2 separate regions of the Homo sapiens genome follow, and region 2 is linked to region 1. A link is an interaction called in ENCODE POLR2A ChIA-PET data of the cell type or tissue named here. Cell type or tissue: A673. All regions are shown on one strand. Each heading gives the region's core, and the rest is flanking DNA. Links, peaks and the distances in the headings are about the cores only. Region 1 holds the start of SNORD133 (small nucleolar RNA, C/D box 133). Region 2 holds the start of GPD1 (glycerol-3-phosphate dehydrogenase 1).

The links. Peaks named below come from ENCODE experiments on the same cell type or tissue, not always from the same donor. Only the 100,000 strongest peaks of a DNase experiment are listed, where the experiment ranks them.
Region 2: POLR2A ChIA-PET joins it to region 1 with 5 read pairs; 2 of 35 experiments call an interaction of 5 or more read pairs at or near these places.

Annotation. Positions count from the first base shown.
Region 1 is chr12:50,447,670-50,459,158 of GRCh38, reverse strand. It overlaps LARP4 (La ribonucleoprotein 4), which reads right to left. Exons shown (of 16, transcript NM_052879.5): 9 at 5,487-5,699; 10 at 4,742-4,845. It overlaps SNORD133 (small nucleolar RNA, C/D box 133), which reads right to left and starts at 2,588; the gene lies at 2,373-2,588. In A673, for the core only: no CTCF peak of the experiment used is centred there; no DNase peak of the experiment used is centred there.
Region 2 is chr12:50,094,464-50,105,640 of GRCh38, reverse strand. It overlaps SMARCD1 (SWI/SNF related BAF chromatin remodeling complex subunit D1), which reads right to left. Exons shown (of 13, transcript NM_003076.5): 10 at 11,069-11,177; 11 at 8,669-8,791; 12 at 6,826-6,927; 13 at 4,934-6,694. The coding sequence ends at 6,641. GPD1 (glycerol-3-phosphate dehydrogenase 1) reads right to left here and starts at 1,633. Exons shown (of 8, transcript NM_005276.4): 1 at 1,550-1,633; 2 at 890-1,067; 3 at 1-93. The coding sequence starts at 1,590. RefSeq lists an enhancer at 2,574-2,623. In A673, for the core only: CTCF peaks have their summits at 1,661 and 3,855; DNase peaks (open chromatin) are centred at 1,670 and 3,870.

The DNA.
Region 1 (11,489 bases), core at 1,900-9,899:
GGCATGGTGGCAAACACCTGTAATCCCAGCTATTCAGGAGGCTGAGGCAGGAGAATCTCTTGAACCCAGGAGGTGGAGTTTGCAGGGAGCCAAGATCACACCATTGCACTCCAGCCTGGGCAACAAAAACAAAACTCCGTCTCAAAAAACAAAACAAACAAAACCTAGCATCTTACTAAACATCCATCACCAAATGAGATTTATCAAAAGATCCATATGTAGGACAGCAAACTAGGAAAATACCAATGCACCCAATAGCATGGCATGACTGCATGAATTAAGGTATGCAATGTGGTTAAACCAACCAATCTGCTTTTAACAAAGGGAGTTTTTATCTTGGATGATGGGTATAAGCACCCAACTTCCTAAAAGCTTACAACAGATGAAGCTAAGGTTGACTAATATAAAAAGAATGTAGTTTAATCAGTAGCAAAAACACCTAAAATCTCAAGCAACTGAGGATCTTGGATCTACAGATTAAGAAGAGTGAGATTTATGTTTGGCCCATTATTTGCAGTTTATATATCTCAGTTTTTGTAATCTATTTTCATAGTTATAAACCAACAATATAAATCACATGTTGCCAATTCCTGACTCTAGGAATAAGGATTTAAAACCTCTTGAATAATTATAACCCCACCAATTAAACGTAAATTCCCACAGCATCTCTAGTTGTCCTGTTTTATTCTTTACAGACCATAAAAAATTACCATTATTAAAACTTAAAGTAGCTGGGTGTGGTGGCTCACACCTGTAATCCCAGCACTTTGGGAGGCCAAGGCGGGTGCATCACGAGGTCAAGAGATCAAGACCACCCTGGCCAACATGGTGAAACCCTCTGTCTCTAACTAAAAATACAAAAACAAACAAAAAACAAAAACAAACAAACAAAAACAAAGATAAAATTATCAGGCTGGGCGCAGTGGGCTCAGTGGCTCATATCTGTAACCCCAGCACTTTAAGAGGCTGAGGTGGGAGGATCATTGGAGCCCAGGAGTTTGAGACCAGCCTGCACAACATGGCAAAACCCTGTCTTTACAAAAAAAAAAATACAAAAACTTAGCTAGGCATGGTGGTATGCGCCTGTAGTCCCAGCTACTAGGAAGGCTGAGGTGGAGAATTGATTGGGCCTGGGAGGTCAAAACTACAGTGAGCCATGATCATGTTACTGCACTACAGCCTGGGTGACAGGGCAAAACACTGTCTTAAAAAAAAAAAAAAAAGTTGGGTTGAGTTTCACATAAAGTGACACTTTGCCATAGAATTACTTTATATTACAAACTAGATTTCTTAAATAGCAATGAAAATAGTATGTCACTTAACAAAAAGTAATTTTTTTTTTTTTTGAGAAAGGTCTGGCTGTGTCACCCAGGCTGGAGCGAGGTGGTGCGATCTCAGCTCATTACAACCTCTGCCTCCTGGGCTCAAGCTATCCTCCCACCTCAGTCTCCCAAGTAGCAGGGACTACAGGTGCACACCAGTATGCCTGGCTAATTTTTATATTGTCAGTAGAGACGAGGTTTCACTCTGTTGCCTAGGTTGGTCTCCAACTCATGAGATCAAGTGATCTGCCTGCCTTGGCTTCTCAATGTGTGGGGAATATAGGCATGAGCCACCCCACTGGCTATAAAAAGTAATTTTAAAAATAGTTAGGCCAGATGCGGTGGCTCACACCTATAATGCCAGCACTCTGGGAGGCCAAGGCGGGTAGATCACCTGAGGTCAGGAGTTCGAGACCAGCCTGGCCAACATGGTGAAACCCAGTTTCTACTAAAATACAAAAAATTAGCTGGGCGTGGTGGCATGCGTCTGTAATCTCAGCTAATTGGAAGGCTAAGGCAGGAGTATCGCTTGAACCCGGGAGACGGACGTTGCAGTGAGCCGAGATCCCGCCATTGCACTCCAGCCTGGACAACAAGAGCAAAACTCCGTCTTTAAAAAAAAAAAAAAAAAAAAAGGCCGGGTATGGTGGCTCATGCCTGTAATCCCAGGACTTTGGGAGGCCAAGCTGGGTGGATCACGAGGTCAAGAGATTGAGACCATCCTGGCCAACATGATGAAACCCCGTCTCTACTAAAAATACAACAATTAGCTAGCACATGCCTGTAGTCCCAGCTACTCAGAAGGCTGAGGCCAGAGAATTGCTTGAACTCGGGAAGCAGAGGTTGCAGTAAGCAGAGACTGCACCACTACACTACAGCCCGGTGACAGAGCACGACTCCGTCTCAAAAAAAAAAATTTATATTACCTGTTACATCTTGAAAATGAACTGATATGATAGATATGGTATTTGCATATGTTTAGAAAATGTCCTTCATCCAACTTTCACACTACATTTCAATATGCTTAAGGGACAACTTACTACATTTATACAGCCCTCAGATCTCATAATCTTACCCTTCACTGAGAGGGACTTAACAATCTCGATCCAGGCAAAAGAGAGAAAGAATGAAGAAAGAAAGAAGTGATAAAAGACAGAAAAGAGAAGTAAAGTGAAAGAAAGATAGTATGAAAGGTAGAAAAATGCCTGGATTTCTGAAAGTTAGTCCTATTCTCTCTAAGTAGGAATAGTGATCATCACTGGGCTGTCACAGGTTAATATAAAAATTGCAAAAGGCTCTCTAAAAAAGACTTTGTCCTTAGCTGTTAACATTAATAATAATAATAAATGCCTGGCAGTAGTCACTTTTTAGAAGTAGTCACTTTTTAGAAGCAAGAAGGAAACAAGGATTTGGGTTGCTGGTCCAGAAGGTCTTTATTTGCATTTTTAGAAAAAGTATTCACTAATTATTTCTGTAATTAAAAATTACCAACCTGTATTGGTCAAATATATGGAAAAGAACTGTACACAAGTGGTTTTAAGTAACATGCAAAAATGTACTAAACACACCATGTATTTTCAAAACCATAGGTATACTTCCTTATAAGTAAAGATAACTTGACTGTCATTCCTGGCTGTCACCAAAAAGATGCAACGGATAAAAGGTAACAATAAAGAAATAACCATGGAGCCAAGTAAAGTATTTCAGAGTCAAGCAACTGCAAATATCAGTACCTTTATTTTTTGGAGGGGGGAGCGGGGAGGGGTGAGAGGGCGTGGCTGCAGGGAATAACAGAGTCTCACCGTCACCCAGGCTGGAGTGCAGTGGTATGATCTCGGCTCACTGCAACCTGTGCTTCTCAGGCTCAAGCAATTCTCGTTCCTCAGCCTCCTGAGTAGTTGGGACTTCAGGCATGCACTACACCACCACGCCCAGCTAATTTTTGTATTTTTGGTAGAGATGATGTTTCGTCATATTGCCCAGGCTGCTCTTGAACTCCTGAGCTCAGATGATCCACCCACCTCAGCCTGTGTTTATGTTTAGTAGTAAAATTTTTCTAACACTTGAAAATGATCTTCAATTGCTTTAACCAATTGTGTCTGTCAAGAATAGTCCAAAAACTCTGACTATTAAAGAGTAGTACACAATGTTTCCAGTGAGAAGAATATTTTTTCATTCTGTTGGGGCTCATTTCTCCAGTAAAACAAGTTTCAGAAAAACCTGTCAAAAAAGGACTAAGTTCCTAGAAGTCATCTTGGAAAAACATACTCCAGATGGTCTCCTTTCCAAAAGAAATAATTAGAAGAATCGAATCTGGCAAAAGACTGTCACTGAAAATAAACCATTAGGAAAAACCCTCAAAAACCAAGAGTCTCACAAAACAGCAAACGAGAAGTAATAAATGTGAAACTATTAAATAAATCGAAATGACTATATGTCAGTCCTTTATTCTTTGGTTACTCATACTGTGTTAAAAGCCATAGTATCACGCCTGTAATCCTAGCAATTTGGGAGGCCAAGGTGGGAGGACTGCTTTGAGCCCAGGAGTTCAAGACCAGTCGTCCCAGGCAACATAAACAGACCCTGTCTCTACCCCCACAACAACAACAACAACAAGCCATAACATACACCAAATATTGAGATTATCTGTTGATGTCTACATAAAGAAAAATACCTCAGACATACATCTCAATCTTTATGATAGCATATAGTTTCTATGATTCTTAATAATTTATCCTGAACATAGTGCTTTAAGTGCGGGCTTTGGAGTTGAACTGCCTAGGTTCAAATCTTAGCTCTACCAATTACTAGCTGTGTGTTCTCAGACATGATATTTTACATCTCAGATTCCTTATCTGTAAAGTAGACATAAGTGCACCTATAAAGGGTTCTGAAAAAAGTAACTGATAAAATATGTAAAGCCCTTAGGAACAGAGTTTGTGATATTAAATGTGCAATAAATGTTAGCTACTGTCTGTTGTGCACTGTAGTTCTTGGGTGTCATTTCAAAAATCCTTTAAAAACCTGAATAACATACATCCCAACATTTATTACACAATTCAGTTAACAACATTTATATCTTCAAAGAATTCATTCTCTAAAATGCTACCCATTTAACATACTAAATGGAAATTAGTCACCAGATTTGTCAGAGACTGGTGTCATGAAATATTTTTTCTATTCTCTTTTATTATTAAAAAAAATCTGAATCCCAAGTCTGTTACATGCATTACCAACTCAAAGGTCAAAGTGTTTTTACGAATTCTAGATTAAACTGTTCATATACACTTAGTAAAAACAAAACAAACAAAAAATCCACCAAACCTTATTACTGAGCCTGACAACAAACATTGCTATTAATGCCTTAAGATCCATTAGGAATTGTTTAAAATACATTACAGCTATGGTTTTTATCTTACCGATTTTTTTGGAATGGTCGACCCATATTCATAGCAGCAGCATTTGTTTTATAAGATCCTGGCGAATTAAAGCCATTCACAAAACTACCATTGGGAAAGGGAGCCTAGAAAAAAATGTATGTTTAAACAATATTAATGGCAAAGGTAAAATCTGGTGTGAGGGTCACAAGAACCTTAATGAGCTTATGAATTTATCTTTTACAAGCCAAAAATATCTTAAAATATTTTACTGATTCATTTCTGCAATATTCACTTCAAGTACCACTGGATTTATGAACAATTCATAACTTAGTAAAGAATGTCTGGTCTGACATTTCGCAACACTAAAATGCATTTAAAATCACGCAAAAGTTATCCAGTCTCTTCTTTCAATTCACTCAGCAAATTTTATGGAATAAAATTATGCGCTCTAATAGCTCACCTCTTAGTCATATGCATTTATTTGGTATGGAGAATTAGATATCCATATCACTGTTTAAAAGCCAAAAAGTGGCCGGGCATAGTGGCTTGTAATCCTAGCATTTTGGGAGGCTGAGGCGGGTGGACTGCCTGAGCACAGGAGTTCGAGACCAGCCTGGGCAACATGGCAAAATTCCATCTCTACGAAAAATACAAAAAATAAAATAAAATAAAGGCCAAAAAGTCATCAATGTCAACATAAATGAGCTCCCACTCCAACTGATTTCTTCAAATTTCAGCTCAAATTAAAAATATTATTATATTTTATTGTAAGGATCTCACTTACCAGTGGTGTTTCAAAGTAAGGTGTAGGATTTGGAGACCAAGACTGAGGCACAATACTATAGACCGAGTACTGTTGGTGAGGATTATATACAGGCTGCATAAAGACTGGGGAGGCATACTGTGCTTGAGTTTGAATGGGGTGACTATAGATACTAGAATCCATTAATCGATAACCATTCTTAGCAAAAAATGTATTGATGGCTTTTATCCTTGCCTAGAAGAGGAACACATTATAGCAACAAAGAATTAAGTGTATATTTTAAAAAATACATTTAATTTACATTTTAACATATATTTTACATGACTATACTATTTCTGCCTACAGTAGAATCAGTAGAGCAAAAGAAAAGAAAATGACAGCTTTAATTAATTAATAAATAATAAAAACGTTTTCATGGTATAAAAACCATAGTAAACAAGGTAAAACCCCCCCCGCCACACACAAACACACGTCAAAATAACCAGGTGTGCTGGCTCACACCTGTAACCTGAGCACTTTCAGAGGTCAAGGGGGTAGGATCGCATGAGCCCAGGAGTTCGAGGCCACCCTGGGTACCACAGTGAGACCCATCCCTTACAAGGAAAAAAAAAAAAAAAAAGCTGGGCATGGTGGCATGCAACCTGTAGTCCTAGCTGCTTGGGAGGCAGAGTGGGGAGGACTGCTTGAGCCAAGGAGCTGGAGGCTGCTGTGAGCTATGATCGCACTACCACACTCCAGCCTGGGCAACAGAGCGAGACCCTGTCTCTAAACAACAACAACAAGCAGAGTAAAAACCTCCCAAAAAACTAAGTCAAAACAGTAAATTGTAGCTCATCACAGGCAAGGGTACTAGTATCTCTAATACACGAATTGTAAAAACAGACATGAAAAGGCCCAACAATGCTATGAACAGCGTTCACAGAACAAAAAAAGGCAAACGGCTCTTAAACATATGAAACAGATGCTAAACTCACTCATAAAAGAAATGCAGGCATATGTAAAAATGCTCAAAATCACTAATCATCAAAGAAATGTAAGTTGAAATCACAAGATAGCATCTCACATCTATTAAAATGGGTGCAGCAAAAAAAACAACAGGAAGTGTTAGAGAAGATATGGAGAAAAGGGAACTTTTGTACACTGTTGCTGGGAAGGTAAATTAGTATAGCCAGTATGGAAACTAGTATGGAGATTCCTCAAAAGTTAAAAATAGGCCAGGCTCAGTGGCTCATGCCTGTAATCCCAGCACTTTGAGAGGTTGAGGCGGGCAAAGCACTTGAGGTCATGAATTCCAGACCAGCCTGGCCAAAATGGTGAAACCCCGTCTCTACCAAAAACACAAAAATCAGCTGGGCATGGTGGCACACGCCTGTAATCCCAGCTACTTGGAAGGCTGAGATTGCAGTGAGCTGAAATTGTGCCACCGCACTCCAGCCTGGGCAAGAGCAAGACTCTGGGTCAAAAAAAAGTTAAAAATAGAAGTACCGTATGATCCAACAACCCTATGTATATCCAAAGGAAATGAAATTAGTATGCTGAAGGGTATCTGCACTACTGTCTGTGTTGCAGCATTACTTATAGTGGCTAACATATGGAAACAACCCGGTGTCCACAGCAAATGAATCGATGGAGAAAACGTGGTGTACACACACACTGGAATACCATTCAGTTGTTTATTTATTTATTTTTTTGAGACAGAGTCTTGCTCTGTCGCCCAGGCTGGAGTGCAGTGGTGCAATCTTGGCTCACTGCAACCTCCGCCACCTGGTTCAAATGATTTTCCTGCCTCAGCCTCCTGAGTAGCTGGGATTAGAGGCACCCACCAACACGCCCGGCTGATTTTTGTATTTTTTTTAAGACACAGAGTCTCACTCTGTGGCCCAGACTGAAGTGCAATGACACGATCTCAGCTCACCACAACCTCCACCTCCTAGGTTCTAGCAATTATCCTGCCTCAGCCTCCAGAGTAGCTGGGATTACAGGCACATACAGCCATACCCAGCAAATTTTTTTGTATTGTTAGTAGAGACGGGGTTTCACCCTGTTGCCCAGGCTGGTCTGGAACTCCTGAGCTCAGGCAATCCACCCGCCTCAGCCTCCCAAAGTGCTAGGATTACAGGCATGAGCCACCGCGCCTGGCCTTGATTTTCATATTTTTACTAGAGATGGGGTTTCACCATGTTGGCCAGGCTGGTCTTGAACTCCTGACCTCAGGTGATCCGCCTGCCTTGGCCTCCCAAAGTGCTGAGATTACAGGCATGAGCCACCATGCCCAGACCCATTCAGTCTTAAAGAAGGAAATCCTGTCATTTGTGACAACCTGAATGAACCTAGAAGACATTATGCTAAGTGAAATAGGGCAGGCACATAAAGACAAACACTGCATGATCTCACTTGTATTTGAAATCTAACAAGGTGGAACTCATAGAGACAGTATAATGGTGGTTACCATAAGCTAGGGATAGGGGGAGGCAGGGACTGGGGAAATGTTTCATAGGGTATAAAGTTTGTGTTAGAAGAAATAAGTTCTGGAGAGCAGGGTGATGATAGTTAATAATAATGTATTATGTAATTCAAAATTGCTGACTTTAAATGTTTGCAATACCAAAAAGGCATGTATACAATTTGATTTGCCAACTAGAATAACTTAATAAAGCTGTGGGGAAAAAATATACCCACGTGACTATTCACTAACACTAATTGTAAAAGGTGAGGAAACCTATGGGCCCCAGAAGCAACCCAACAGTCCATCACCAGTTGAACACAACGTGTACATCCAAACAACTGAGTATCATAAACGTAAAAAAGAACTGAAAAAATGCTCTAAACACCATTATGAAGTGACTTCCAGAATACACTATTAAGTCAAAAAAAAATTAACAGGAGACAAGGCAGCCAGGCACAATGGCTCATGCCTGTAATCCTAGCACTTTGGGAGGCCAAGACAGGTGGATCACCTGAGGTCAGGAGTCAAGACCAACCTGGCCAACATAGTGAAATCCCATCTCTACTAAAAAAATACAAAAAATTAGCCAGGCATGGTGGTGCACACCTGTAATCCCAGCTACTCGGGAGGTTGAAGCAGGAGAATTGCTTGAACCCAGGAGGCGGATTTTTTTCCGAGATTTTCATATGGGAAAAAGGAGAAACAGACATGAGGCAGAAGAAAGGAAAACCATACAGCCTGAATTTAAATTGTAAGCATCAGTACAAACCTACATTTTTGTCTTAAAACATAAAAACTAAACAGCTCTGTCTAAAAAAGCTTAGAAACAATGACAAAACCAGTAGACACAAATACTACTTGTGTCTAGGCAGTGGTCCACAAAATACCATTTCCCCATAAAGTAGCCTAAGGATTTAAAAGAACTGGTTGACTCCAGTCCTTTGGCATGAAATGTGTAAGAGCCTGGAACATCTTGACAAACTGCACAGCAAGGTAACCAGTAAAGATTGCTACGGCTGGCCAGGCAGGGTGGCTCACGCCTGTAATCCCAGCACTTTGGGAGGCTGAGGCGGGCGGATCACGAGGTCAGATCAAGACCATCCTGGCCAACATGGTGAAACCATGTCTCTACTAAAAACACAAAAAATTAGCTGGGCGTGGTGGTGCACACCTGTAGTCCCAGCTACTTGGGAGGCTGAGGCAGGGGAATCGCTTGAACCCAGGAGGCGGAGGTTGCAGTGAGCTGAGATCGTGCCACTGCACTCCAGTCTGGCAACAGAGCAAAACTCCATCTCAAAAAAAAAAAAAAAAAAAAAAAAAAAAATTGCTATGGCTGTATAACAAAAGGTCTCAGGAGTCAATTCAAAGAGGCCAATATCAACACGAACAGTAAACACCCCAAATATGTTTAAATATTCAAAACCGAAAACAGATAAAAATTGGCTAAAAAATCAACACTTTTAAAAACTGGTAATAAAAGCCAGAGTCAAGCATGTAACATGGATTTCACATAGAACCTGTAACTCAGGGTAATGAAGATGAGTAAGAGTTTCTAATAAATGAAAAATAGATAGAGAAATACCACAATTTTAGCAATCTCTAATGAATTAACAGACCAATGAGCATAGCAGCTAGCTTTTGTATCCTCTCTATTGCCCCAAAAATCAAACCCTTGCTACCAAGGTAGCAAGGCATCATGCCTCTTGCTACCAAAATGCATGAAATATGGGAGACAGATCAGTATCTAGCTACTTTCCATGATAGCCATGTCTTTAAAAAACAGAAAAAGAAAAAAAGATCTAGCGACCAATTTGCATGAAAAACAGGAGAGAAAGGACAGAGAATCATGTTAAACTGCACTCAAGAATAAAGGCAGCAAAATCTATATTCCAAGAAACACTGCAAGACAGATAATGATTATCTTACCCATAAACTTCCAAAAGAAAAAAATACAAAGTTATAGGAAAAAACTACAGATTTTTATTTTTTATTTTACTTTCTTTTTGGACACAGTCTTGCTCTGCCGCCAATGTTGGGGGTGCAGTGGTGTGATCTCGGCTCACTGCAACCTCCTCCTCCAAGGATCAAATGATTCTCGGGCCTCAGCCTCCCGAGTAGCTGGGACTACAGGCATAAGCCACAAAGCCTGGCTAAATATTTTTGTATTTTTAGTAGAGACAGGGTTTCACCATGTTGGCCATGCTGGTCTGGAACTCCTGGCCTCATGTGATCTGCCTGCCAAAGTGCTGGAATTACAGGAACGAGCCACAGTGTCCAGACCAGATTTTTAAAGAGGAAAAAACGAGAAAGAAGGGGAATCAGGAAAATATGAAAAGTGACTAGGTACTTGATAATGTTCAAGACATTGTTCATTTTTAAAAGTCTAATGATGATATTGTCGTCATGTATTAAGAAAGAATCTCGGCTGGGTGCAGTGGCTCACGCCTGCAATCCCAGAACTTTGTGAGGCCAAGGCAGGCAGATCAACTGAGGTCAGGAGTTTGAGACCAGCCTGGCCAACATGGTGAAACCCTGTCTCTACTAAAAATACAAAAATTAGCCAGGCGTGGTGGTGGGTGCCTGTAATCCCAGCTACTCAGGAGGCTGAAGCAGGAAAATTGCTTGAACCCAGTGGGGCAGAGGTTGCAGTGAGCCAAGACCACACTTCACTCCAGCCTGGGCATAAGAGCAAGACGCAGTCTCAAAAAAAGGGAAAGAATCCCTCTTGATAGAGATACAAATCTTAATTTATTTATGGATGAAATCTGAAATTAAGGTTGAAATTTGCTTCAAGATGACTGGGGTTGTGGAGAGAAATGAGTGGGAATATAGAGGAAACAATGGCCATTTTCTACTAACTGTTAAAATTGGGTAACATTTATAGAGTTTCAGTCTTATAAAAAGAGTTCTGGAGATAGATGGCAGTGATGGCTGCAAATCATTGTGAATGTATTTAATAGCACTAAACTGTACACTTAAGAACAGTTAAGATGGGGGGAAAAAGATAAAACAAACAAAAATAAGAACAATTAAGATGGTATATTGTATGTCCATTTTGCCAAAATTTTAAAACTGGGGGCTGGGGCCAGACCTGGTGGCTCACTCCTGTAATCCCAGCACTTTGGAAGGCCGAGGCGCGTGGATCACAAGGTCAGGAATTCAAGACCAACCTGTCCAAGATGGTGAAACCCCATCTCTACTAAAAATACAAAAATTAGCTGGGCGTGGTGGCAGGTGCCTGTAATCCCAGCTACTCGGGAGGCTGAGGCAGAGAACTCCTTGAACCTGGGAGGCAGAGGTTGCCATGTGCTGAGATTGCGTCACTGCAGTCCAGCCTGGGCAACACGGCAAGACTCCGTCTCAAAAAAAATAGAAAAAAATGGGGGGGGAGTGGTGCGGAGCTGGGCCCAGTGCCTGACACCTGTAATCACAACACTTTGGGAGACCAACGTGGGAAGATCACTTGAGTCAGGAGTTTGAGACCAGCCTGGGAAGACAGCAAGACCCTGTCTCCACAAAAACAAACAAACAAACAAAATAATTAGCTACTCTGAAGGCAGAAGGATCCCTTGAGCCCA
Region 2 (11,177 bases), core at 1-8,000, 350 kb after region 1:
CTGGTCACAGATCTTGCCGATGAACTGATGGGGCACCACAAAGATCAGGATGTCAGCATCCTCTGCAGCCTGGACCACATCTGGGACAGCCACCTGTGGGGGTGACCAAGTGCTCGCGGGCCTGGCAGACCTCCCCTAGCCCCTGTGGAACCCTATTCAGGAGATCTGGGAGCCAAAGAGTGAGGCTGGTAGGGGAGCAGGAAGGCTTGTTTGGGACTGAATCTAGAAGGACTGAACTTGGAGGAATAAGACACTCTACTCCCTCCCCCCAGCTACCACTCTGTCTCCCTCCAGCTGTCCTGGGCTCTTGAGGACTCCTGGAAACCTCATCCCAGCACTCTCCTATCCCTTGGCTGTGGGACAGTGCGGGAGGCCAAAAGCAGCCTGGGCTTGGCAAAAGAAAGAGCTCAAATAAGATTTCATCACCCAGCTCCTCAGGAACCCCAGCTGGGAAGGGGGAGCCCCAGCCTTTCTGCTCTCTTCCCTGCTTCCCCTTTCCAGGTGGGGAGAGCCACGTGGATTTGACCAAAGACCGTAAGTCCAAGGAGCAGCCTCCAAGTCGGCTACTCACTCAGTGAATGAGTAACAGGATTAGTGCCGGAGGCAGGCACTACTGGACCCCAAGTCTGGGAGCCCAGTCTTTGGCTGCCATGGAGACCAACTTGTTCTCCCATCCCTTCCCCACCCACCCGCCTGGGAGCCTGTGAGGGGAAAGCATAGGTTCTCCTCAGTCCTCAGGAAAGGGCCCAGAGCAGCCCTCCTGAGACCTTCCCAAGTCCTGCTGCACCTGAAGCGGCCCTCTCAGCAGGAGGCACCTGTTGAGTAAGGTCGGCTCCAACTCCTGGCCCTCCCTTCCTCTCCCTGTTCTTCGCAGGGTGTTGGGGCTCACCACATTTGGGGGCAACTTGTGCCCTGGCAGGTATTTGACATTCTCATGCTGCGTGTTGATGATCTCAGTCAGCTTTTTGCCTCCAATGTCTTCCTCAAATACCCACATGGTCACCCGTGGGTCAAACTGTGCCAGCTGGGCTGCATTGCCACCCACGATCTTGGCGATGGCTGAGCCCCTGGTGGGAGGGGGAGCACAGGAAAGTACAGGAGGAGGGAACAGTGGCAGGAGTTGGGGCAGCGCCCCACCTCAGGATCTCACAGCAGCCCCCCAGGCTGTTCACTCCTACCTACCTTCCTTATCACCTCCACTCCCATGACAAATAGTCCCCAGTGACCTGGCAGTAGAAAGGAGACTCAGTCTCCTCACCCTTTGCTACTAGAGAAGGGAGCCCCACTTCTCATCTTCCCACCCCCAAACTCAAGCGGCTCTTCACATAGAGAGCTCTGGAGACGCCTTCCCATGGTGAACAGGTGCAGCTGCCCAGGAGGGCGGGGGTCAGGAGAGGGCCGGGCACCGTCTGTCCTGTGCTGCTATGATAGAAGATAGCAGCAGGGGCTGAACAGGAACCTGAGGGCCTTTCCCACCCATTCTGCCTCCTACCCACCTCTGTCTTGGGGGGCCTACCCTTCCCCCATATCACTTGACAGAGCTGCTTACCAGTTCCCGGAGCCTACAATGCAGACTTTCTTGCTAGCCATGGTGCCGCGTCTCTGCCTGAGCCGGCTCAGTGCCACACTCCCTAGCTCCTCTGCCGGCTAGGAGCATTTAACTCCACCACACGTGGGTGCAGCCAAGCCCCGCCCTCCAGGGGTGGGTGGGGAGGCTGGCGCCCAGGGAGATAGAGAGTCTGGCAGAGCCAGGGAAAGGAGAGACAGGGGTACAGACAGGTGTGGAACAGGAATGGGGCAGAGACTAGGCCCAGCTTTTTCTCCTGGGCTCATCGGCTGACAGTGCTGGCAAGCTTCTTCCCTTGGCCCCAGCCCAGCTTCCCACCATGGTCTCATTTTGAGGTCTGCTAAGAAAATAGCCCAGATAAGGAGCAGGTGACTGCTCTCCCTTGCTCCTTTCTGTCCCCCAGCATGAAATAAATTGTATTTAGCTTCAGTAGCAGCTAGGGGAATGCTTTTCAGAGGTAGGCTCCTCCATGACCCCCTATCCCCCCGCCAACCCTGCCACATATCCTCACAGGACCCTGTTCCACAGTTCTGTCCTCCAGCAGGCCCACGCTAGCTCCACTGCAGGGCTGGGGTGGGGGATGTGGGCCCACTTCCCACCTCTAAAGATGAGGCCACATAAGAGGTAAGGGCCTGCTTTGAGGACAGCCCAGCTCAAAAAAGGATGAGAGACTCCAGGTGCCTCAAAAGACAAGATTGTCTTGGTCACCCACAGAGGTCATCTTGGGGACTCATCCATGGGCCTCTCAGATGATCCCCACCCAAAAATGTGTTCTAGGGAAGGTGGGAAAGGTTAAAGTTAGAGAGCTCTGAGAATTGCGGTACACAATTTTGTTGTAGACTCTGGGCTTAAGAGGACAGGAGAGAATAGGAGGCAGGCAGAGTGCACACTGTCCTTGAAAGGCTTTGAGCCTCCTTCAACTCCTCCTCTCAGGGGTTTCCAAGGTACTGCCCCAGGGGCTTCATCAGGTGAATGGCTAGTTTGCAGAGGCCAGAAAAGGGGAAGGCAGGCAGTACCCGGGGCAGCTGTGTCCGTGGGGCTTTGTGGTCTCAGATGCTGTGATTGGGGGTAAGTTTGGTGTATGTTTTTTGGGGAAGGGCGAGAATGGAAGGAGCACCCTCAGCAGTTCAGGGCTCTGCATCGCCCACGGCCATCTGTTTGTCTAAGACGAGGGAAGCTCTGGTTTCCAGGCTGATCTGGAGAGTGGAGCAAGAGGCTCCTAACACTGTGCACCTTGGCCTAGAGGGCAGACACCACTGTGTGCTCATGTGCTGACCTCCTGGCTTGGCAGACGGCTAGGTGGGTGTTGCCATCCCCCTGGGCTGTTGCTGGCCAGCAACTGGTAACAAGCACTGGGCTACAGGGGAGTCTGTGTGCAACCCATGGGTAGGAGTAAGCAGGCAGGAGGTCAAGACTGGGGAGAAATGGCTTTCTAAGTTCCGGGGACTGCCCAGGAAAAACCAACCATATTCTCCTTCCATGGCCAGTAATTTCCCATAGGGAAACGGACATGAAATCAGTAGTTGGCTGTTTTTCTTAGCACAATGTTATACCTAATACAGAAACAGCCTCCCACAGACCACTCCTTTATTGCACTGGCACTGAGATGAAGGCTCCAGTGCCAGGCTGCCAGCTGGGAGCACTGATTACGGGTGATGGAAGAGAAAGGATGCTTCTGTCCCTGGCACAAATGATGGGAGCCCCAAAGAATGGATGTTTATGCATAAAATAACCCCCTTGTTTTTGCCTAAATGCTTCCCTCTCTCATTTTGCCCCTACAATCATTTTAGATAGTGTGGAGACTAAGAATGTGCTCATTTACATGGGAATAAAGAGGGTGCAGAGATTCAGAATCGGCTCATCACAGGAAGTTATCTGTATCACTAGAGCTCTTTTCCCAAGAGCAAACTGTAGATTTGCTTGAAATTAATAATGGTTCATCAGCCATTCATTACACATGTAATTAGCCTGGGTAAAAACAGATGCCATTTCAATGTCCTTGACATCAATTTTCTCCACTCCTAGTTATCGGCCCAACCACTCCTCTCTGCTTTCCCTTCTCAAGTCTGATAAACCCCAAGTTCCGGAGTAGGAACAGTGGTTGGATTTTTTGGTGGGTTTGATTACATATATTGAACAGGCAATACTAGAATGTTCCCATCCAAACAGGCAAAGGATAATTTTTAAACTACAACTTTGGAAAGTGGTTGTACTCTGATCCTATATTCCAAACCCCATTCTTGCATAATGACAAAGGAAAAAAGTCATGAGCCTCCAAGTGGGAAGCAGGCAGAACTGCAGGCGAGTTTCAAGTGATTGCTAATGGGAATCCCTCCTGAGCTGTCTTCCAAACTCTGCCAAGGAGGGGCTAGTTGTCTACAGTATGAGGATGACAACACAGAACTTCCATGGTGCTCTTAAGAACCAGCTACTCAGGAGGCTGAGGCAGGAAAATCACTTGAACCTGGGAGGCGGAGGTTGCAGTAAGCCGAGAACGCGCCATTGCACTCCAGCCTGGGGAACAAGAACACAACTCCATCTCAAAACAGGCAAACAAAAACTGAACTCTTATTTGAACCATGAAAGCGGAACCTTAGAGTAGCAGGCACAGGCTGGGCACGGTGGTTCACACCTGTAATCCCAGCACTTTGGGAGACCGAGGCGGGCGGATCACGAGGTCAGGAGATCGAGACCATCCTGGCTAACACGGTGAAACCCTGTCTCTACTAAAAAATACAAAAAATTAGCCGGGCATGGTGGCAGGCGCCTGTAGTCCCAGCTACTCGGGAGGCTGAGGCAGGAGAATGGCGTGAACCCAGGAGGCAGAGCTTGCAGTGAGCCAAGATCGCGCTACTGCACTCCAGCCTGGGCAACAGTGAGACTCCGTCTAAAAAAAAAAAAAAAAAAAGAGTAGCAGGCACAAAAAGCAAAAATGTCTTTGGTCGTCCAGATCCTGCCCACATCTAAACAGAAGCCCTGGGGAAGAAGTGAAACTCCTCCAAAGGCGGCTCAGGTTCGTCAAACCTAAGGGATCACGGGCATCTATGGCTCACTCCAGCCAACAAGTGCTCTGGGGAGCTCAGATGGACAAGGGGGAAAATGACTGCCACCAACCTGTTAGTACCTGCCTAGCAAGTCGGGAAAGGGCTCTTAAGATCCAGTGGTGAAGCCCAATAATCCCAACCAGCAACTAGGCTGCTTGGACCACTGGGGCAGACAGCAATCTCTTAAGGTAAGACCCTGAGGTCCACAAAAGTAGAAATCTCATTTTCCACTTTATCTCCCGTGTCTAGCATCACAACTAGCACATAGCAGGTGCTCAATAAATACTTGTCAAATAAAATGAACAAACACTACAAGCGTGGCTAATGGTATTGAAGGAAGAAGAGCTCAGGGAAGAGCTCTCTCACAGTAGGTAGGAGGACCCATCCTTCAGAAGATTCTTTTATTAAAACTGGGTAACATCAATAAGGGGACAGTACAAAAAAAAGTTTGGTCCATGAAAAAAACAATTCAGTTAATAAAAACAGTTATCAACAGGGACACTGTGGGAAGTACTGAGCTTCCTTCTCATGGTTCCAGCCAGGAGGCGGCCAGGGCTCAGCTGCCCCAAGGTTGTCCAGTGTCAACCTTTCAAGGGAGGGAAAATGGCAGGAAGGGGAAGACGGGGAGAAAATTCTGCTGTCCCCAGTGTAGAACAGGGAGGGATTTGGGGGTGGGGGTGTGCTCGCAGGAGCCTGAGGAGGGGGTGGGGAAGCAGGGGCTTTGTCAGTTCTGTGGGTTTAGAGCCCATGCTGAACGGAATTCCCCCTTTGTGCCCAGCTGTCTCCCACCCTTGCTGTGTTGAGTCTGCGAGCCTGGGATATGCTAACTCGGGGGTGATACAACCTGGAAGAAGAATGTGAGGCTCTCCTGGAAAGATGCAAAAACCATCTCAGATCCAAGGGGCCAAGATCACAAGGTCCTGCTGCTACCTGAGGGGTCTGAAGCTTTGAGGGCAGGGGCTGGGGAGTCACAATCCTGTGAGGCAGGGAGAGGGAAGAGTCACAAACCCAACTCAGCGCTATTCTCCAGCCCTAGGCGCTTTCACTCCTCAGTGCCCTAGAAGTCACCAGTAGGTGTCAACTGGGCAGACAAGGGACAGGAAGACAGGGATGGCCCAGGGCTTTTTACCCGTTTGGTTTTAGGCCCGTTTCTCCATTAAGGGATGCAGAGGCAGGGTGGAGTGAGTGAATGAATGAGTCACATCTCCAAACAGCAGGAAGGAACAGCCTCTGCTGGCAATGACAGTTCCCCAGATGAGATCCCTGGGGCTCTGAAAGGGAAAGGCAAGATTCCCCCACCCAAATGCCCGGGATTAGGGCAGATCTGAGGGAATCACAAAGGGCAGCCACAGGGAGTGTCTGGGAGGGAGCAATAAAGAACAAAACTCCAATACTGATGTGGACCCCAACTAAGGAGTGAGAGAAGCACTGACAGCAGGCCAACCCAGAGGGCTGGGGACTGACCTGGGGCTCAGTGGAGCCCAAGAACCAGGGTTTCTGTAGTGCTACAGGGCAACAAGTGAAGGGAGAGTTTGTTCCAAACCTGTGGAGGGAAGGAAGGAAATTGGATTCTGTTATCAGGAGAGCCAAGATCAACTAGCTTATAGAGTGCCCACAGGCCTGAGTCTTGGAGAAGGAGCGAAAGCTCCCAACTCCTGGGTCTCTGAAGGGCAGGATCAGTTAGCTGGTCCCCTTGAAGACCACCTGGCCTGAGGCCCAATCCATTCCAAGCACTCATTACCACTACATGTTCTCTCTCTAACACTATCTAGAGGTCCTATGTAGACCAGGGGAGGGTACAGGCACATGGGAACTTTGTGGGGCAAAGGGAAGCTGGGGGTGGGAAGAGATAGGGTGAAAGAAGAGGATAACAGGTGTCTTGTGAGACCCTCTTCATTCTGGTGTTGTCCTTGAACCAACAGCATCCCCTGGAACGCCCCAAGCAAGACCAAGGCAGATACTATGAGGCAGGCAGCACAGGGCCCAAATCAAGAATTGGTGCAGTCGAATCAGGGCTGTGGGAGAGGCCCTATGTATTCCGGATTCCCAGGGCTTGCTCTAATTCTTGTCGTCTCTGCTGCACCTAAGGAGAAAATAGTGAAGGGAGTGGAAGATGAGACAAACCAGAAGTTGGTATCTAACACCACTGACCCCCATCAGGGGTGAAAACCCCGTGCCTTTTGTCAATTTCCCCCGTGCACCCCATGTACTTACCTTGGAGTAGAAGTATCGGCACACAGCCTCCTGAGCCCAGGGCTGGAAGTAGAACTCAGCTCGGCGCTCCTCCTCTGGGTTACCCACCACATCAGTCATTGTCTGAGGGAAATGGAGATGCAGGGTGGAGGAAGAGAGAGGAGAAAAGGCTTGTTTCCTTCCTTCACACCCATTATTGGGTAAATTGTATCCTTCCCCAAAATGTTGAAGTCTAACCAACCCCTAGTACCTGTGAATGTGACCTTATTTGGAAATAGGGTCTCTACAGATGCTCAAGTTAAGATGAGGTCATTAGAGTACCCCCTAATATGACCGGTAGGTTCCCTTATAAAGAGGGGAAATTTAGACATGGAGACAGACACATACAGAAGGAAGACAACGTGAAGTCACACAGAGACCACCACCTACAAGCCAAGGAATGCCTGAGGTACCAGAAGCTGAGAGATGCACAGAACAGAGTCTCCCTCCCAGCTCGCGGAAGGAAGCAGTGCTGCCCACACTGATTTTGGACTTCCAGCCTCCACAACTGTGAGACAAGCCTGTTGTTTGAAACTGCCCAGTTTGTGGTAGTTTGCTACAGCAGCCTCAGCAAACTGATACAACACCCAGTCACCTCTGCAATCAACAAGTCGTTGCCTTGTTCAGGGATCTTTCCTGGCATCCCTTTTTCCTTGCTCCTCTGCTCAGCCTCTCTAACTCGTCACAGTCAGCACAGGAGGGGTGACAACGGATGAGTTCATACTCTGTGCCCATTCCTATCTTCTTGTCTGAGCTTACTGTGCTCCCCTTTCTGGGAACGTCTTCAAATCCCAAATTTTCCATGAAGCCTTCCCCAGAGATTCTAGTCTCACTGATCTCCCTTATCTGAATCATCTTATTGGTCCTGGTCAGTCTAATAATGTCTTTTTTTTTTTTTTTTTTTTTGAGATGGAGTCTCACTCTGTCAGCCAGGCTGGGAGTGCAGTGGCGCAATCTCGGCTCACTGCAGCCTCTACCTCCCAGGTTCAAGCGATTCTCCTGCCTCAGCCTCCTGGGTAGCTGGGATTACAGGCACCCGCCACCACGCCTGGCTGATTTTTTTATTTTAGTAGAGATGGGGTTTCACCATGTTGGCCAGGCTAGTCTCAAACTCCTGACCTCAGGTGATCTGCCCTCCTCAGCCTCCCAAAGTGCTGGGATTACAGGCGTGAGCCACCGCACCTGGCCTGATAATGTCTTATGTGGTTTACTACTTTGTATCATACTAGCCTAGTTTCTTTTTTTTGAGACAGAGTTTCGCTCTGTCACCCAGGCTGGAGTGCAGCGGCACGATCTTGGCTCACTGCAACCTCTGCTTCCTGGGTTCAAGCAATTCTCCTGCCTTAGCCTCCCAAGTAGCTGGGATTACAGGCGCGCACCACCACGCCCAGCTAAGTTTTTGTATTTTTAGTGGAGACGGGGTTTCGCCATGTTGGCCAGGCTGGTCTCAAACTCCTGACCTCAAGCGATCCGTCGGCCTCGGCCTCCCAAAGTGCTGGGATTACAGGTGTGAGCCACCATGCCCGGCTATACTAGCCTAGTTTCTTCAGACAGAATGTAGGCTGCTTTGAAAGCAGAGATCAGGTCTTCCACTCTGTATCCCTGACAAGATGAAGCACAGTGACAGACAAAGTAAGCACTAAATCAACACTTGATGGCTCTGCCCCCATTTCCCTGCTTAATTGCAAAATGGACCCTGGAACATGCTAAAGAAAAATCTGGCCCCTCACTCCTTCCTCTGGGTCTCCTACCAGCTGCTACATGAATAAAGCAGCTGTGCACCTCACTGACCTAAGTCCCTTCAGACCTCTCCTAGGTTCTTTACCTTGAGGTCCCTGCACTGGGACTGAAGCCAGTCATTGATGAAACCCTGAGGGTCTCTGGCAAAGCTCAGCATGAACTCCCGCTGAGTCTTCAGCTGGTTGATGGTTTCTATTGTCTCATGGATCTGAAAGGAAGAACGAAGCTCATACCATTTTCAAACTAGAAAAATGAGAAGTTAAATGGCAGGTGGTGCCTGACAACTCCACATGCCACTTCCAACCTAGTCACCATGCTGCCCACAGCTGGCACCATCATATAGAGCTCCAACTGCTCCGACCCTTGGCATTCTTTCAGCAAGTAATTTGCCCTTGTTTCTGTCTCTCTGTATACCCCATGTGAGGAAAGCTTTCCTTTTGGTCTCCACATTGCCCACTATGGGCAAAGCTACATGATGAATACTTACTCCACAGCACAAATGGGTCCAAAAGTGTTCTCAGGAAGAAAAGGACTGGCATATGGGGCTGTCTCATAAGCTCTCATCTCTGGGTTTTGTTCTCAACTCTCTTCTCATTCTGCATACTCCTCCCGGCAATTTCTTTGACTTGTATATCTTCCATTACCAGTGACAGGGTAATGAGTCCCCAGTCTGCAGCCCAGAGTCTATCTTCTATACTCCAACCAATCCAACTGCTTAAACTTGACATTAAACTCACTACCGTTTCTCCAATACCTGCTCCTCCTCCTCCCCTCTTCCCAGTCATAGTAAATACTACTGTCCACCCAAGCTAGAGACCTGGGAGGCATCATAACATTTCCTTCTCATTCATCCCTCACTCTAATAATCCAAACAGTGGCCAAATTCCTTCAATTCCACCTTGACACCTCTCAAATCTATCTACTTATCTCCACCCTCACTGTCGGGACTGTAAATTTAGGGCCTCAACACGTCTCACATGGATTACTGCACCAGCCTCCTAACTGGGCTTCCTGCCTCCAGCCCTGCCCTCTTGACAAATTATTCTCCATCCACCTTCCTGCAAGTGATCATTCTATATACAAATAGCATCAGTCCCTCCACTGGTAATGATCTCTCAACCAGCTGTCTTACACAGTCTTCGGGATGAAACATAAACCAGTTTTCCCTGAATCAAAGGTTCTTCATAATTAGGCATCTGGCTCCCTATCTAGCTTTCCTTCCCAAAACATCCCGTCCTCGGCACTCTATGCTGCATCTAGCATACTAAATGGCTCGTACTTCTTTAAGACACCAGGCTCTCTCTCTCTTCTCTGGACCTTTACATGCCCTATTCCCTCTTTCTGGAACGTCTTCTGCCTCCTATGCCCCCAGCACTACTATCCTTTTTGCCCTTTCATTAACACCCACTTTGTCCTTCAAGATTTAGTTGGGGCCGGGCGCGGTGGCTCACGCCTGTGATCCCAGCACTTTGGGAGGCCGAAGCGGGTGGATCACCTGAGGTCAGGAGTTCAAGACCAGCCTGACCAATATGGTGAAACTCCGTCTCTACTAAAAATACAAAAATTAGCCGGGCGTAGTGGCAGGTGCCTGTAGTCCCAGCTACTCAGGAGGCTGAGACAGGAGAATTGCTTGAACCCAGGAGGCGGAGGTCGTAGTGAGCCAAGATCATGCCATTGCACTCCAGCCTGAGCGGCAGAGCAAGACTCCATCTCAAAAAAAAAAAAGAAAAGATTTAGTTGGGGCATCAACTCTTCCAGCAAAGCCTCCCTTTCTCCTTCATGTTCCCAAAGCACTTTTGGCTTTATTTGCAAGGACTGCGTCTAGTAATAACAACCCAGATAACAATAATAGTAGCAGAAGTTACCATTTGTTGTTTTTATGTGCCAGATACAGTCTCAAGTCTTTACACACACTCCCTCATTTAATCGTCATAGCAACCTGATTAAAATAGGTACTATGGGCTGGGCGTGGTGGCTCACGCCTGTAATCCCAGTACTTTGGGAGGCTGAGGCGGGCAGATCACTTGAGGTCAGGAGTTGGAGACCAGCCTGGCCAACATGGTGAAACCTCGTCTCTACTAAAAATACAAAAATCAGCCGGGTGTGATGGTGGGTGACTGTAATCCCAGCTACTTGGGAGGCTGAGGCAGGAGAATCGCTTGAACCCAGGAAGTGGAGGTTGCCGTGAGGCGGGATTGCACCACTGCACTCCAGCCTGGGCGAGAGAGCGAGACTCCTGAAAAGAAAAAAGGAAAAAAAAGGTACTATGGTCTCTATTCCACAAATCAGAAACCGAGGCTCAGTGCTGTTGAGAGTATCCCCACAATCAGAATTCATTTGAGTCTGGCTCAAACCAGCACCAAGCACAGTACCTGACATATACTGGGTGTCACCGTATTTTGAATGAACACTAAGAATCAAAAGGAGGCCTTGAAGCTGTGATAGGGGCTGGTGGTACCCAACTATCCAGGGCACAGACCCCTACCTTGTTGTCTAGAGTAGCAATCTCCTGTTGGCTGGCAGTGGACAGCAGAAAAGAATTCATCTGGGTCTTCAAGGTGTCATCCACTTCAACATCAATGTCATAACAAGCT